Regions from separate parts of the Homo sapiens genome. Here all the other regions are linked to region 2. Evidence: chromatin loops called from intact Hi-C (ENCODE). Cell type or tissue: right lobe of liver. All regions are shown on one strand. Links, peaks and the distances in the headings refer to the core of each region. The heading gives the core; the rest is flanking DNA.

Evidence for each region. Peaks named below come from ENCODE experiments on the same cell type or tissue, not always from the same donor. Only the 100,000 strongest peaks of a DNase experiment are listed, where the experiment ranks them.
Region 1: it touches region 2 in a loop (5-fold over the local background); 75 of 110 quality-filtered maps call a loop at or near these places.
Region 3: a loop joins it to region 2, with 6 times the contacts of the local background. A loop is called at or near these places in 6 of 110 quality-filtered maps.

What each region holds. Positions count from the first base shown.
Region 1 is chr22:43,229,246-43,233,750 of GRCh38, forward strand. It overlaps SCUBE1 (signal peptide, CUB domain and EGF like domain containing 1), which reads right to left. Exons shown (of 22, transcript NM_173050.5): 8 at 2,508-2,630. Among named protein-coding and RNA genes, the nearest start is that of SCUBE1-AS2, 19 kb to the left of the region's middle. RefSeq lists a silencer at 1,998-2,292. In right lobe of liver, for the core only: a CTCF peak has its summit at 2,171 (motif pointing right); a DNase peak (open chromatin) is centred at 2,186; H3K27ac peaks cover 759 bases.
Region 2 is chr22:43,385,941-43,390,445 of GRCh38, forward strand. It overlaps LOC105373053 (a long non-coding RNA gene), which reads right to left. Exons shown (of 4, transcript XR_938288.3): 3 at 2,147-2,279. Among named protein-coding and RNA genes, the nearest start is that of LINC01639, 12 kb to the right of the region's middle. RefSeq lists enhancers at 2,122-2,700, 2,701-3,279. In right lobe of liver, for the core only: CTCF peaks have their summits at 2,558 (motif pointing right) and 2,772; DNase peaks (open chromatin) are centred at 2,571 and 3,442; H3K4me3 peaks cover 835 bases; H3K27ac peaks cover 1,325 bases.
Region 3 is chr22:43,474,417-43,478,921 of GRCh38, forward strand. It overlaps MPPED1 (metallophosphoesterase domain containing 1), which reads left to right. Exons shown (of 7, transcript NM_001044370.2): 4 at 320-545. Among named protein-coding and RNA genes, the nearest start is that of EFCAB6-AS1, 40 kb to the right of the region's middle. In right lobe of liver, for the core only: a CTCF peak has its summit at 2,147 (motif pointing left); a DNase peak (open chromatin) is centred at 2,125; H3K4me3 peaks cover 155 bases; H3K27ac peaks cover 817 bases.

The DNA.
Region 1 (4,505 bases), core at 856-3,355, 160 kb before region 2:
CACGGCCTGTCACTCTCAGTCACTCAAGGCACATCTGTGGACACACAGTCCCTGGGCGCAGGCGCAGCACAGCACCGACCCACAGGAAATGGGAGACTCCTTGCTGCTCGACTTTCCATTGTGTCTCCATTAGCCTTCTGTTTCTGGGTTGGGAGCCACCTCACGTCTTTTCTGGAGACGAGCAGGGCAGAAACATTGTGAATGGAAGGGATTATTATGAATCTCTGCCATTTTACTATCTCACAGTCAGCTCCAATTAGGAGTGGTAGAGAGGCATTGAATCCACGCCTGCAGGAAACGGACTGCAGCTGGCCCCAGGGCCCTGGGGAGGCAGCTGACTTGGGACATAAACCTAGGCCTCTTGGATGCTGACCAAAGCATCTTTCCCCATCACCCCATGATGTTTCTTGAGAAAATAAGGAAAACCACACAGGTAAAAAGAGAAGAGGAAATATGCCACCCATAAAGGTCAAAAAGGGAGCTCTGATAGAATGTGAAATGTGATGATGAGCTTCCTGGCAGCCAAGGTAAAAAGGGAAAGAGGGAAGGTCATGGGGTGTTTGTTCCTGGAAAGGAAAAAATGAACCACCATGTTGACTGGAGACAAGTCTGTCCTGGCCATAAATTCTGAGGAAAATGGCTGTTATGGGACAGTTGATGGGGACCCCTGAAGGCAAAACAGACGCCAACCTGCCCCTCCTTGGGCATAGCAGTTAAGAGTTCATTCTTTGAAAACATTAGCTCATGTAATTTCACAAATATTTGTAATATACGCGTATTTATAAAACCACTAACACAAGGAAGAAATTGTGCATGGTGCTCAAAGGCGAGTGTGCTCCCTCCCAGGGAGGATCTGGGACCTCCGGGTACTTGCGGCACCTGGGCTAAAATCTGAAGGATGGGACCAGCCTGGAATGAGCGAATGAATGTGGAGGAAGGGTGCTCCAGGCAGTGGCTAGGAGGTAAGAGCATGGGGTGCCCAGGGGATGCACCTGTTCCCTTGGGCCCAGCCCCATCTGAACTCCCCTCCCCTCCTAGGAGCCACCCTGGCAGGTCCACTTGTGTGGAGCCCAAGGGGGACTGGGGTGGTGTCTGGGGTCCCCTGAGTGCCAAGCAAAGGAGCATGGACGCTTCCCTGCTGGACCTGTGGAGCCCAGAGCCCCAAGGCCTCAGAAAGATGAGCCTGGAAGGGGGTGGAAAAGATACAGGTGGGGGTGGGGCGGGTGAGGACAGGGCCTCACAAGCGATCTCACCTCCTCCTCGACAGCCGCCTGCCTCTTTCAGGGGGCAGCTGGGATGCAAGGTCAAGGGCTCTCCTCAGCCCTCTGCAGAAGAACTTGGCAAGGCCAACAGAGAAACAAAGTCAAAGTCAGAAGAACCCTGATAGGGCCTGGACAGACACTGTGCTCCTGTCTAGACCTCAGGCCCTGAGGAGAAGACAGGGCCAGGATGCCCGTCCAGGGACGAAGAGGCTGAGCCTGGGGAAGGCAGCGGCTGGCCTGGGGCACACATGATTCTGAGGACGGCAGGCCCTGGCCCTACTCTCGCCAGCCTCCTGCTTTTACATTCCTCAGGGACCTTGTGGGAGAACAGCCCTCGCTCCTCAGGGCCTCACCCTGCCCCGTGCCAGCCCCTGAGCTGCACTGACAGGCAGAAGCACAGCCTGGTACCCAGACAAGGCCACATGCTGCCCGCAACTGCTGGTACCCCGTGGGCAAAAAACCACCAGAGCACAGCTGGATAATCGTCAGGGAAAGACAGCCCCTGCCCTGCTACATGGGGTGCCCCACCCCCTGCACTTTCTCCCAGTGTGGGGCCCACAGGGTACCTGTCTCCTTCCTCATGGCCTCATCCGGCCCCACCAAGTTCCTTGTGGTCCCCTAAACCTCCTCAGGCCGGCAGCGCCATCTCCTGGGTGGGTTTACCTCCCTGGCTCCTCCTGGAAAATCGCTACTCACCCCTCAGGCATTTCACCAACGGACCCTCCCCGTAGCCTTCCCTGACCCCGCTCTGCACTGCCAGCCTCTGGGCTCCTGCTGCATCCTGGATCCCACTAGACTCTTCCTGGGCCGGGATTCTTGGCTTCTGCCCAGACCCCTCCTCATTATCCTTGTTCCCAGCAGGTGAGGATTGTTTGAGAGCGCCTGCCTGCAATGTGCAACGCTTTCCAACAGATGGCAGCATCCCACCTCCGAAGCCAGAGGAGTTCGATGCTGGGAGGCCCGTGGGCCACCTGGGAAGGGAGGGGCTGGGTGAACTGATGAGCTGGGCCACCGGCTCCCTCTGCCACCTGGGACATGTGCTGAAGCCCTCTCGAGCCTCAGTGTCCCATCAATAAAAGGAACAGATTGGACTGGATGTCCCCTAGAGTCGTAAAGGACCCCATTCCCTCGGGCCCAGCCCCATCCGCATTCCCCTCCCCTCCTAGGAGCCCGTGTCAGCCCAGGAGGGGAAGGGGCACGATCCCGCTGGGCCCGAGAGCCACCCGGGGCATGGCAGGGGCTCACCCTGGCAGGTGCGCTCGTCGGTGAGCAGCTTGTAGCCCTTCCGGCAGCCGCACTCGAAGCTGCCCACGGTGTTGCGGCAGAAGTGGTCGCAGCCTCCGTTGTTGACCAGGCACTCGTTGATGTCTGTGGGAGCCAAGGGGGATGGAGGAGTGAGAGCCAGGAGAATCAGCTTGTGTGACCAGCGGGGGGACGGCAGGCTAGCGGCAGGGGATGACACTGCCCTGAGTTGCCTGGTGCCCACTTCCCAAGCTGGCTGCTGGCTCCCCAGCTGTGCAGAGGGGTGGGGGCCCTGTCTCGCAGGGGTCAGGGTCGGGGCTGGGTTGTACTGGGAAGGGCCAGCTCCCCAAGCTTCACCACTTCCCCTGAGACTTGGCAAGCCTGGGATGTGAGACATTGAGTAGAGAGGAACTGATGGCTGCTGTGCCCGGCAAGAAAGCAGGGACAGCGACTCTCCCATGTCCTCTCTTCTGCAGGTTCAGGGAGGCCGCCTGGCCAGCAGGGAGGCTGGAGCAGGCAGGCACCACTTCTGGTGACCTCGGCAAGCTCCCGGACCCCTGAGCCTTGGTCTCCTGCTTGCAGAGCGAGGACAGGAAGTGCACCCATTTTGAAGGATATCACGAGGACTAGGTGAAAAAACACTTCCACGGTGCCGGTGCTTGGTCAGCGCTCAAGAAACTTTTTTCAAAAAGTAGGTGTTTTTGCCTCTGTTTGAGGAGTAGACTGAGGCTTAGAGAGGGAAAGCACCTGGTTCAAGAGGCTTCAAAAGGTAAGTGGGGAGCTGGGCTATGCAGCGGGCCTGACGCTCCCCCCTTTCCCAGCCTGACTCCCCGCCTGTTTGTTTGAGCTGCTTCTTTGCTTAACAGTGAATGAGTTGTAGTATGCTCCGAAGGTTGCCTGGCCCGATCCCGTGTAATAAATGATGCCATCCTGAGCAACTCTGCCAGTCAGCCTCTGCTTGCACACCTCCAGGGACAGGAAACTTTCTCCCTCCCAGCATGGCCTGCTGGCCGATGCCTCACAGATGTCTTCCTCACCCTAAACACAGCCCTGACCCCTGTGAGCCCCCATGCTCCTGCTCCCTTGTCGGGCCCATCTGGGCTTTGCCCTTAGGCCTTGGGCCAGCCTGGCATTCTGTGCCATTAGAGGTCCCTGTCCCCAAGGGGCCTCTTCTCCAAGGGACACAGTCTCAGCTACTCCCAAATTCCTCCTGGGTCCCGACCTCCAGGCCCCCATGCTGGCCACCCCCTCCAGACTCTCTCCAGCAGTGAGTAACAAAAATAAGAGGTTTTATTTCTACACTGCAGGGTGGCTTAAAAAAATAATCAGTGCTGGCCGGGCACGGTGGCTCATGCCTGTAATCCCAGCACTTTAGAAGGCTGAGGCGGGCGGATCACCTGAGGTCGGGAGTTCCAGAGCAGCCTGGCCAACGCGGAGAAACCCCATCTCTACTAAAAATACAAAATTAGCTGGGCGTGGTGGCGCATGCCTGTAATCCCAGCTACCCGGGAAGCTGAGGCAGGAGAATCGCTTGAACCCAGGAGGTGGAGGTTGCGGTGAGCCAAGATTGTGCCATTGCATTCCAGCCTGGGCAACAAGAGTAAAACTCCATCTCAAACAAAATAATAATAATAATCAGTGCTGCCTTTCACGACGGTGGTCTCACCCTGACTTGCAGAAGCAAAAAGGAGGTAGCGGAAGAGGCCCTTCCAAGGAGGACAATGGGAAGATCAGCTCTTGTTGGTCACCAGCCACGTCTCAGCAGACCTGCCAGACGCAGATTCCAGCATCTGCAGAGCCCGTCCTGGGCATGGTTGCTGAGCCAGGTACCTGAAGGGCCCTGTCCAGTGTCACTGGCACCGCTCTGTACAGAAGGTAAGTCTGCCCCCACTTTAAAGATGGCACTGAGCCCCGTAGAGGCAACTTGTTCCTGGCACTGCTACTCTGACCTCAGGCCGGCCCATGTCGCTCTCACTTTTTCTTCTTCAAACCAAACAGGCT
Region 2 (4,505 bases), core at 1,386-3,885:
GGCCGCACGGCTCAGGCTGTTCCACTGACAAACTGCAGCTGACTCTCCCTGTTGACCGGGGTTTGATTCCAGCACTGCCCAGCTGGAACCCAGCACTGCGTGACACTGGGAATGTCTCTTTTCTGGGCCTCAGTTTCCCCAGCTGGAAAATGATGGAAGCAGGGGTTTTATGGGGGCTAAGTGAAGTCACGGATGTGAGAGTACCAAGCATTGTGCAAGGTGGTTGGTGTGTGCACGGTCCAAATTTGCCCATCCAGTCTTTCTTTCTCTTTCTTACTCTTTCTTTCTTTCTCTCTCTTTCTTTCTTTTCTTTCTTTCTTCTTTCTTTCTTTTCCTTCCTTTTCTTTCTTCTTTCTTTTCCTTCCTTCCTTCCTTCCTCCCTCCCTCCCTCCCTCCCTCCCTCTTTCTTTCTTCTTCTTTTCTTTCTTTCTTTCTTTCTCTTTCTTTTCTCTCTCTCTTTCCTTTCTTTCTTTGTTTTCTTTCTTTCTTCTTTCTTCCTTTTCCTTCCTTCCTCCCTCCCTCCCTCTTTCTTTCTTCTTTCTTTCTTTCTTCCTTTCTTTTCTCTCTCTTTCTTTCTTTCCTCTCTCTCTCTTTCTTTCTTTCCTCTCTCTCTCTTTCTTTCTTTCCTTCTTTCTTTCTTTTCAGAGTTTCGCTTTTGTTGCCCAGGCTGGAGTTCAATGGTGCTATCTCAGCTCACTGTAACCTCCGCCTCCCAGGTTCAAGCGATTCTCCTGCCTCAGCCTCCCAAGTAGCTGGGATTACAGTCACACACCACCACACCCAGCTAATTTTTTGTATTTAGTAGATACAGGGTTTCAGCATGTTGGTCAGGCTGGTCTCGAACTCCTGACCTCAGGTGATCCACCCGCCTCAGCCTCCCAAAGTGCTGGGATTACAGGAGTGAGCCACTGCGCCCGGCCTGCCCATCCATTATTCATCCATCATCTGGGGAGGCTGACAAGGTCCAGCCTGGGCAGCCATCTCCATCAGGGCTAACTCTGTGAGCACCAATTCCCCCGAGGCACTCTGCCCTCTGCTGACGGGATCATCTCGTCTTACCTGCCACCACCTGGGAGGCAGGTGTCACCGACATCCACATGGGAATGAGACAGGACAGCAGTGGGTGAGTGAGGTGACCTGCCCAAGGGCACAAGGCTTTGAAAACAGCAGTGGTGGGTTGGGAGCTGGACTCGAACCTGGCCTGTCTTTTCCACCACTTTTAGAGAAGTGCAGGACTCACACATAGGAGGGCTTTGGATTCCAGCTCAAGGAGGGTCTGCAGGTTACAGTGAGGGCCCGAAACTCAGAAAGCGAGGGGGCCTGCCCAGCAGTCTGGCCCGCGGAGCCCTCCCAGCTGCCCATGGATTGCATCACTGTCCCAAGGGGAGACAGGGCTGTCCTGCCGGCTGCCTCTTTGAGTCACCGTGTGGCCAGGGAGTCCTGCTGGCCTCCACAGTCACCGCCAAACCATTTTGGCCTTGGTCTTTCAAAGCCAGGTCATTTTGGGAAAACTGAGGACATCCAGCACCATGGAGGGGCGTGTGTGTCTCTGCACTGGCTGATGAAGGGAGGTGGGTGGGGAGAGTTAGAGTGCTTCGATCAACCTTGACCTTTAGACCAGCCGGTCTGACCTCTCATTATATAGACAGGCAGGGAAACTGAGGCCAGGGAGGAGATGGCAATTTGTAGGGGGCCCAGGCATGCTATGTTTTACTGCAGGCCCCTCTTCTGTTATGAAGGATGGTGGGCTAGTTTGCTGAAAAGGGAGGTGAGCAGAGGCAGAGGAAGGTGGTCTCTCGGGGACAGTGTCTGAGGACTCCGTTCTGTCTGCTTGTCGTTTTAGACAAGAGAGTCTGCAGCTCTTGCAGGGGGCCTGGTGTAACCCCTATAACCCCTAGCAGTGGTTGCAACCTGCTGAAACCAGCCTTTGGGGAAAGAGCTGCTCCCTGGACCCTTGTGAGGGAGGGGGTTGGAGGCTATTTCTGCAAACTGGCAGTGGGTCTATTGGGGACCCTGCACCTTCCCAGCCTCCTGGGGCCTGGACGACCCGGGTCCCTATCTGAGCCCCACCTTCTCTTGCTGTGTGATATTAGGGGAGTCACTGCACCTCTCTGAGCCTCCTCTGTAATATAGCAATGAATCCTACCTTGCAGAACTGGTGAGGAGATCATCTTAAACCGTGCTCCGTTCTCTCCTTCTCCACTAAGCGTGATTGTGCTTGCAATTAAATGGTTCTTTGTGTAATAAGTTGTTTAATCTCAGCCGCCGGTCCTCAGAGCCTGCAGGGACCATGAACATCTTGTTGGTCACCATGTCACTGGGCTGCCCCGCTGCACATTTGGGGAGTGAATGGAGATTTTTAGTCTGACACACCTCCAACATGTAAAAACGTCATGTCTGGGAAAAACACCTGAAACAGCTGTTGGGAGAAACTTGTGGGGAGGAGGATGTCGCGCCCCCGGCGGGAGCCCGGGACACATTGCCCAGGGCTGCAGACCGCTGTGCCCGTCTCAGTCTGGAAGGACCAAGGAGATGAGTGGGCACCAGCGTGCACTTCTCGCTTGCGTCCAGCAGGTGGCGCCCGCCGGCCAGTGGGGCCTGCAAGGAGGGCGGCTAGGCGGGAGGGCTCTGGGTGTTGTCAAGGTCGCCCCATCCCAGTGCATTCGTGTTTGGGGGTGTGTCTGCTCACAGCTCCCTGAAAGGAGCAGCGCACTTTTGTTCTTCCCTCTAGAGCCAGCTCCAGGTCGACAGCTTCAAGGGGGGCCCAGGTGGAAGTGACAGCCCCTGGTTGGAGCCCGGCCCCGGGTCTGGCTGGGGCAGGTGCTGGAACGTGGGAGCCAGAATGTTGGCATGAGGCAGGGGAGGCCAGGAAGCCAGGGATCCAGGGTGGGGGAAGGAGGGAGGAGCCATGGGTCACATGTTTCATTTGTTAAAACTGAATAAATGTATAAAAGTATAAAAGAATGCTTTTGAGGGGTAATTGGGTGCACCTGATAGGAAGGAAGGTGGAAAGAAATCTAAGCCGTACAAAAAGCATTCGGTAAAAACTAGGTCTCTTTGCTCCCTCCCTCCCCACCTCCCCACCCCAGAGGCCCCCAGAGGCCCCTTGGCTTCTGAAACATTCTTCCAGAGAATCTACCCAGGGGTGTGTGTGTGTGTCTGTGTGTGTGTAGGGGTGCTGCAAAGAGCCTGTTTGCTATAATTGTGTGGGAAGAAATAGTTTCATCTTGAAAACCCCTTAGCCAGAAAGATTCGGGTCCTTCTAGAGAAAAACCTTCTAGGGAGTTTTTAGGGTGGGAGACACTGAGTGGGTTCTTTAGGGTCCGGGTCCCAGTGCTAGCGCCCTTCACCAGGGGACAGTGCTTTGTAGTTTGCAAAGTCCCCTTTTGTGTTTTACACTTGAAATGGACTTTGGTCCTCCCAGCAGCTCAGGCTGGGGGTGTTAGTTTTCCCCATTGCACAGATGGAGACCAGGGCCAGAGAGATTAAGGGACAGCTACGTGCCACACAGCTGGTGACAGAGGCTAGAGTGTGGATCAGGGCATCCTGACCCCTCCGCCTGCCATGGTGATTTTCCAGATGGTTAGGGGAAGGCAGGAGGAGTTGTAGGGTTGGAGGAGGGAATCTGGCCTGTGTTCCCAGGGAGCCGGCAGGCACCAATCAGCTGACCCTGCTTAATTTAAGCCCTTCAAACTTATGGGTTCCTAAAGCCACTTGGAGTCAGCCTTCAAAATGCTCTCCTGTTCTCCCTCCTCCTCCTTCTCCCTCCTCCCTCTTCCCCCTTGTCAGGAATCTGTAAGAAGAGGGGAGAGTGGATTATAATGGCCCCCCGCGGAACTCACCTGCCATGAAAGGGTGTTAAATAACACGCAATTTACATGTCTTCCCTGTAGGAAATTATAGAATCAGAGCTTTCAAATTAGCAATAGATTTTTCTAATTGAATCTCTTTCCCGTATGGCAGGTGAAGTGAGAAATGATCAGGTAGTTCAGTTTCCCCTGCAAATGGACCACCAGACAATTGAAGGAATTAAATGCTTCTTAAAAGTGCAGGTAAAATTGTTGTTATTTTCTGGGAAGTTTGTCTGCCTAAAGATATTGCAGGTGCATTTGTGTCCATGTGATCACTGTGTGACAAGATGAAGGGTGTCTGCACCCAAAGAGGAGAATGATATGGAGGAAAGTGGATCTGGAAAACAGAAACTGGGGTGGGTGCTCCTGGGCCACCTCCCGCCTCTCCCACCAGCTCTTAGCTCAGAGCCAGGCTCTGGGCCTTGCTCTGGAGCCTCTCAGTCATTTTGACCTTTCTGAGCCTCAGTTTCTTCCTCTGTAAAAGGTGACCATAGCATGGATATGGTTCATGTGAGGAAGGAACAAGACAAAGCCTGTGCAGTACTTAACACAGTGCCCGGCACATAGTAGGTGTTCAATACACAAACATATCTCTATACTACCACTACTAATTCTTCTTCCTGTCATTGCTATTTGTTTGCCTGGTGGATTCAT
Region 3 (4,505 bases), core at 978-3,477, 88 kb after region 2:
CTGATGAAGACACCTGTTGGGGGCCTGGCAGCAGGTACCCCTGTCAGCGATTCCAGCAGCTTCCTCCTGCCCGCCCCTCTCTCAGCCATGCTGTGGCTTCTGGACAAGCTGACAGCTGTGTGCTGTGTGTCTGTCTGTGTCCACCCCTGCAGGCAGCCTGCCCTATGAGTACAAGATCGTGATCGCGGGCAACCACGAGCTGACCTTTGACCAGGAGTTCATGCAGCTTCCTCCTGCCCGCCCCTCTCTCAGCCGTGCTGTGGCTTCTGGACAAGCTGACGGCTGTGTGCTGTGTGTCTGTCTGTGTCCACCCCTGCAGGCAGCCTGCCCTACGAGTACAAGATCGTGATCGCAGGCAACCACGAGCTGACCTTTGACCAGGAGTTCATGGCCGACCTCATCAAGCAGGACTTTTACTACTTCCCATCTGTGTCGAAGCTGAAGCCGGAGAACTATGAGAATGTGCAGTCGCTGCTGACCAACTGCATCTACCTTCAGGACTCGGAGGTCACCGTGCGGGGCTTCCGGATCTATGGCTCCCCATGGTGAGTGGGCCTGGGTGCTGGTCCTGCCTGCTGGTGAGACCAGAGCTGAGGCTGAGCGCAGGGGGTGTAGGGGATGGGAGTAGCAGCAGGGAGCTCCGGATGCGAGGCTCAGGACTGAATCTTGACCCCTTACCCTCTGTGTGACCTAGGCAGGTCACCGCTGCTCTCTGGGCCTGTTTTCCCACATCTCACTGAAAATAGTATTATCAGCTGTAACCTGTGTTATGCTATGCTGTACTAGCTCACTTACAGGCAGGTACTATTATCTCCATTTTACAGGTGAGGAAACTGAGGCCCACAGTGGGTGAGGACCTTGCCAAAGGTCACACAGCTAGGAAGGGGCAGAGCTGGGATTAAACCCAAGCAATTTGGTTCCAGAACCCCTGCCTTTAATGAATATTCTATAATGCTAGGAATCTTTCTCTAATGCTGTCTTCCTGCTCCATACAAAAAAAGATGCATATGTCAGGGGCTGGGGGAGATGATGATCGTAATAATGATGATATTGGTGATGATGGTGATGGTGATGATGGTGGTGATGATCATCATGATGATGGTTGTGGTGGTGGTGGTGGTGGTGATGTGATGGTGATGGTGGTGATGATGATGGTTGTGGTGGTGGTGGTGGTGGTGATGGTGGTGATGATGGTGGTGATGGTGATGATGGTGGTGATGATCGTCATGATGATGGTTGTGGTGGTGATGTGGTGATGGTGATGTGGTGATGGTGATGATGGTGGTGGTGATGATGGTGGTGATGGTGATGATGATGGTTGTGGTGGTGGTGGTGGTGGTGATGATGATGATGAGGGTGAGGGTGAGGGTGATGATAGTATGGTGATGGTGGTGGTGTGATGATGATATTGAGGGTAGTGATGGTGATAATGATGGTGATGATGATGGCGATGCTGCTGATGATGGTGATGATGGTGGTTATGCTGATGGTGATGATGGTGAAGATGGTGATGGTGGTATGGTGATGATGTGATGATGGTAATGAGGATGATTACGGTGGTGGTGGTAGTGATGGTGGTGATGATGATGGTGGTGGTGGTGGTGTGATCATAATGGTGAGGGTAGTGATGGTGATAATGATGGTGATGATCATGGTGGGGGTGGTGGTGATGATGATGATGGTGATGGCAGGAAATAATTTCTGAGCAATTACAGTAATCTGGGCCCTAGGCTAAAGGCTCTATAAACCTTATCTCTAATCCTTACTCAGCCCTGTGAGGACTGATTTATTATCCCTATTCTATAGGTGGACAGAATGAGCGGCCACAGGGTGCCCAGTGCTGGCAGGGTGAGGTGGGCTTCATACATGGAAGGGCAAGATCACATATGCTTAAAAGTGTGGCTTGATCCTGGAAGGCTCCCTGGAGGAGGTGGGGTAACCTGAGCCTTGAGGGAAGAGAAGGGTATTCACAGGCAGGGAGGAGTAACGTGGCCTGAGGCTGCACTATCAGGAAGCAGCACAGTCAGCGAGGCTAAGGAGCCCTTTAGAGGCACAAAGGGCTTGCCTGGGTGGAAGGACTTCAGAGAGAGCTACTGCCAGCACAGAGCATCTGGGAAACCCCTGTGGCCCTGGTTGGTGCCTCATGGTGACCACCTAGTGGCTGGAGGCGGCAGGCAGATTTAGGACCTGGTTTCATCTTGCCATAGCCTCCTCATGGAGCAGAGGGGAAGGTGGGGAGGTGCAGGGCTGTCTCATCTTCCCTGGCCTCGGCAGGTGCCTGCTGTCATCTCCCTGGACTTCACGATGTACAGGGTCTTGGTGAACCCTCCCTGCAGCCAGTGAGGTCCCAGACAAGGACCTCTGGGCACTTGAGGATGTGATGAGGTCAGTACCAAGGACAAGGAGAGGAGGGGAGGTGGCTGAGTCTGCCTCACCGGCCACTAGAGCTCAGATCTGGAGAAGTCTGATAGGCCAAAAACCAGGAGGGCCGTCTAGAAGGAGGACCCAGCAAGCTTTCCCCTTGACCCCCCTACCAGCCAGGTGCACACACACAGCCTGTGCCATGCCAGGGAGTGGGAGAAGCCGAAGGACAGAGAAGGGAACTCGAGCCCAGGAGGTGGGTTCAGGGGCCCTGCTACCCTGCTCCAGAAGGGGTTTGGTGAGATCCAGGAGGGCTCCCTGTTGGAGGGGGCATTTGAACTGGGGCCAAAAGAGGCATGAGATTTCCACAGGCAGAGGAGGCAGAGGGAGACCACATGTCTGAACCTCTGTTATGTGTCAGGCCCTGTGCCAGGCTCTTCTTGGGCCTGTCACTTGACAGCCCTTAACACAAGGGCTGAACGCCCCCTCTCTCCATCCCGCAAGGGAGGCTGTGAGCTGGTGCTCCTCCTGTTCCTCTCAGGCCCTGTCTGGGGCTGGGAGCAGGTGGTGGAGGTGAGACCTGGGCTCATTTGTTGGGCAAGTTTCACTCAGTTTCCAACCGGGGTGAGCAGATTGCCTGCGTCTGCTGCTGTGGTGCCACGGAATGGATGCCAAGCCACTCTGGCCGCTACCCTCCCCTGGGAGGCTGGGTCCCTGCCACCATGCCCCAGCAGAGAGTGTCTGGGAAACCCCTGGGCTGCCCTGGTTGGTGCCACATGGTGGCCACCTGGCGGCTGGAGGCTGTGGGCAGATTTAGGACCTGGTCTCATCTTGCCACGGCCTCCTCATGGAGCAGAGGGGAAGATGGGGAGGTGCAGGGCTGTCTCATCTTCCCTGGCCTCGGCAGGTGCCTGCTGTCATCTCCCTGGACTTCACGATGTACAGGGTCTTGGTGAACCCTCCCTGCAGCCAGTGAGGTCCCAGACAAGGGCCTTTGGGTACTGGAGGCTGTTCAAATTGGGATACCACCACTTTTCAGCTGTGTGACTTTGGGCAGGTGGCTCAGCCTCTCTGGTCTTTCTGTGTAGTGGGGAAACGACACCGCCTGCCTTGTTGGGGGGTTGTGAGGTCTGCTTGGGCCCATCCAGGTGAAGGCCTGGCTCAAAGGAAGGCCCTGGAGAGTGGCTGTGGTCATTTATTATTACTGGGGTGCTCCTTGGGGAGCGAGGAAGAGGATAACTATTTAGTTTTATTCCACAAACCCCAAGGCAGGGCTAGGCCTGCAATTACCCCATTTTACAGAAGGGCAGGTAGAGGTTCAGGCAGGGATGTGGCTTGTCCAGGGCACCCGCGGGGTGGCCCTTCAGGCTGCCAGTCCTAGCTCTTCCTGCTCCAGGGCGGAGGCCATTCAGTGGCCTTTTTGAACGTATCCCGTGTGGCAGGCCTCCGTTCTCAGAACAGCCTTTGGGTGCATATGGGCCTTTTTGGCCCCCTGAGGAGATTGAGGCCTGGGGATTGAGCTGATATCCTCATGCCCTCAGGAATAAACTTGTTAATTCATTCATCAAGGATGTACAGAGTGCCAGGGAGACCCTGGGGACATGGTGTGGACAGACAGACACTGCTGCTGCCTTCATGGGGTTTACGTTCTCGTGGGAGACAGTCAACAACCAATTCCATCATCAATAAGAGCCATGAAGGAGGGGCCTTGGGTGCTGGGGTCAGGGGAGGCTTCCCATGGGGAAAGCCAGAGGTTGAAGAGATACAGGCAGCTAAGTGCAGCTGAAAGGGTGTGGCAGGCAGAGGGAACAGCCTGGGCAAAGGCCAGGAGACTTGAGAGGGCCTGGGGCATTTTGGGGACCACAGAGCTGAGTGTGGCTTCCGGGGGCCTGGGTGGATGACAGCAAGAGAGCAGAGACTGGGCAGCCAGATTGTGTTTGGTGCCGCCAGAACCCAGGTCCCTGGGTCCCCGGCCATACCCCCGTCCACCCACCGTGCTGCTGGTAGCCAGGACTTTGCGGGGCGGCCTTCTCCCTTGAGGGTGTCAGGTAGCCTGTCTGAGCCCTGGGCTTCCCAGTAAGTGGGAAGGTGACATGACGTGATCTAGGGAGCGTGCGACACTACCCTACGAGAGTCTCTTGGTA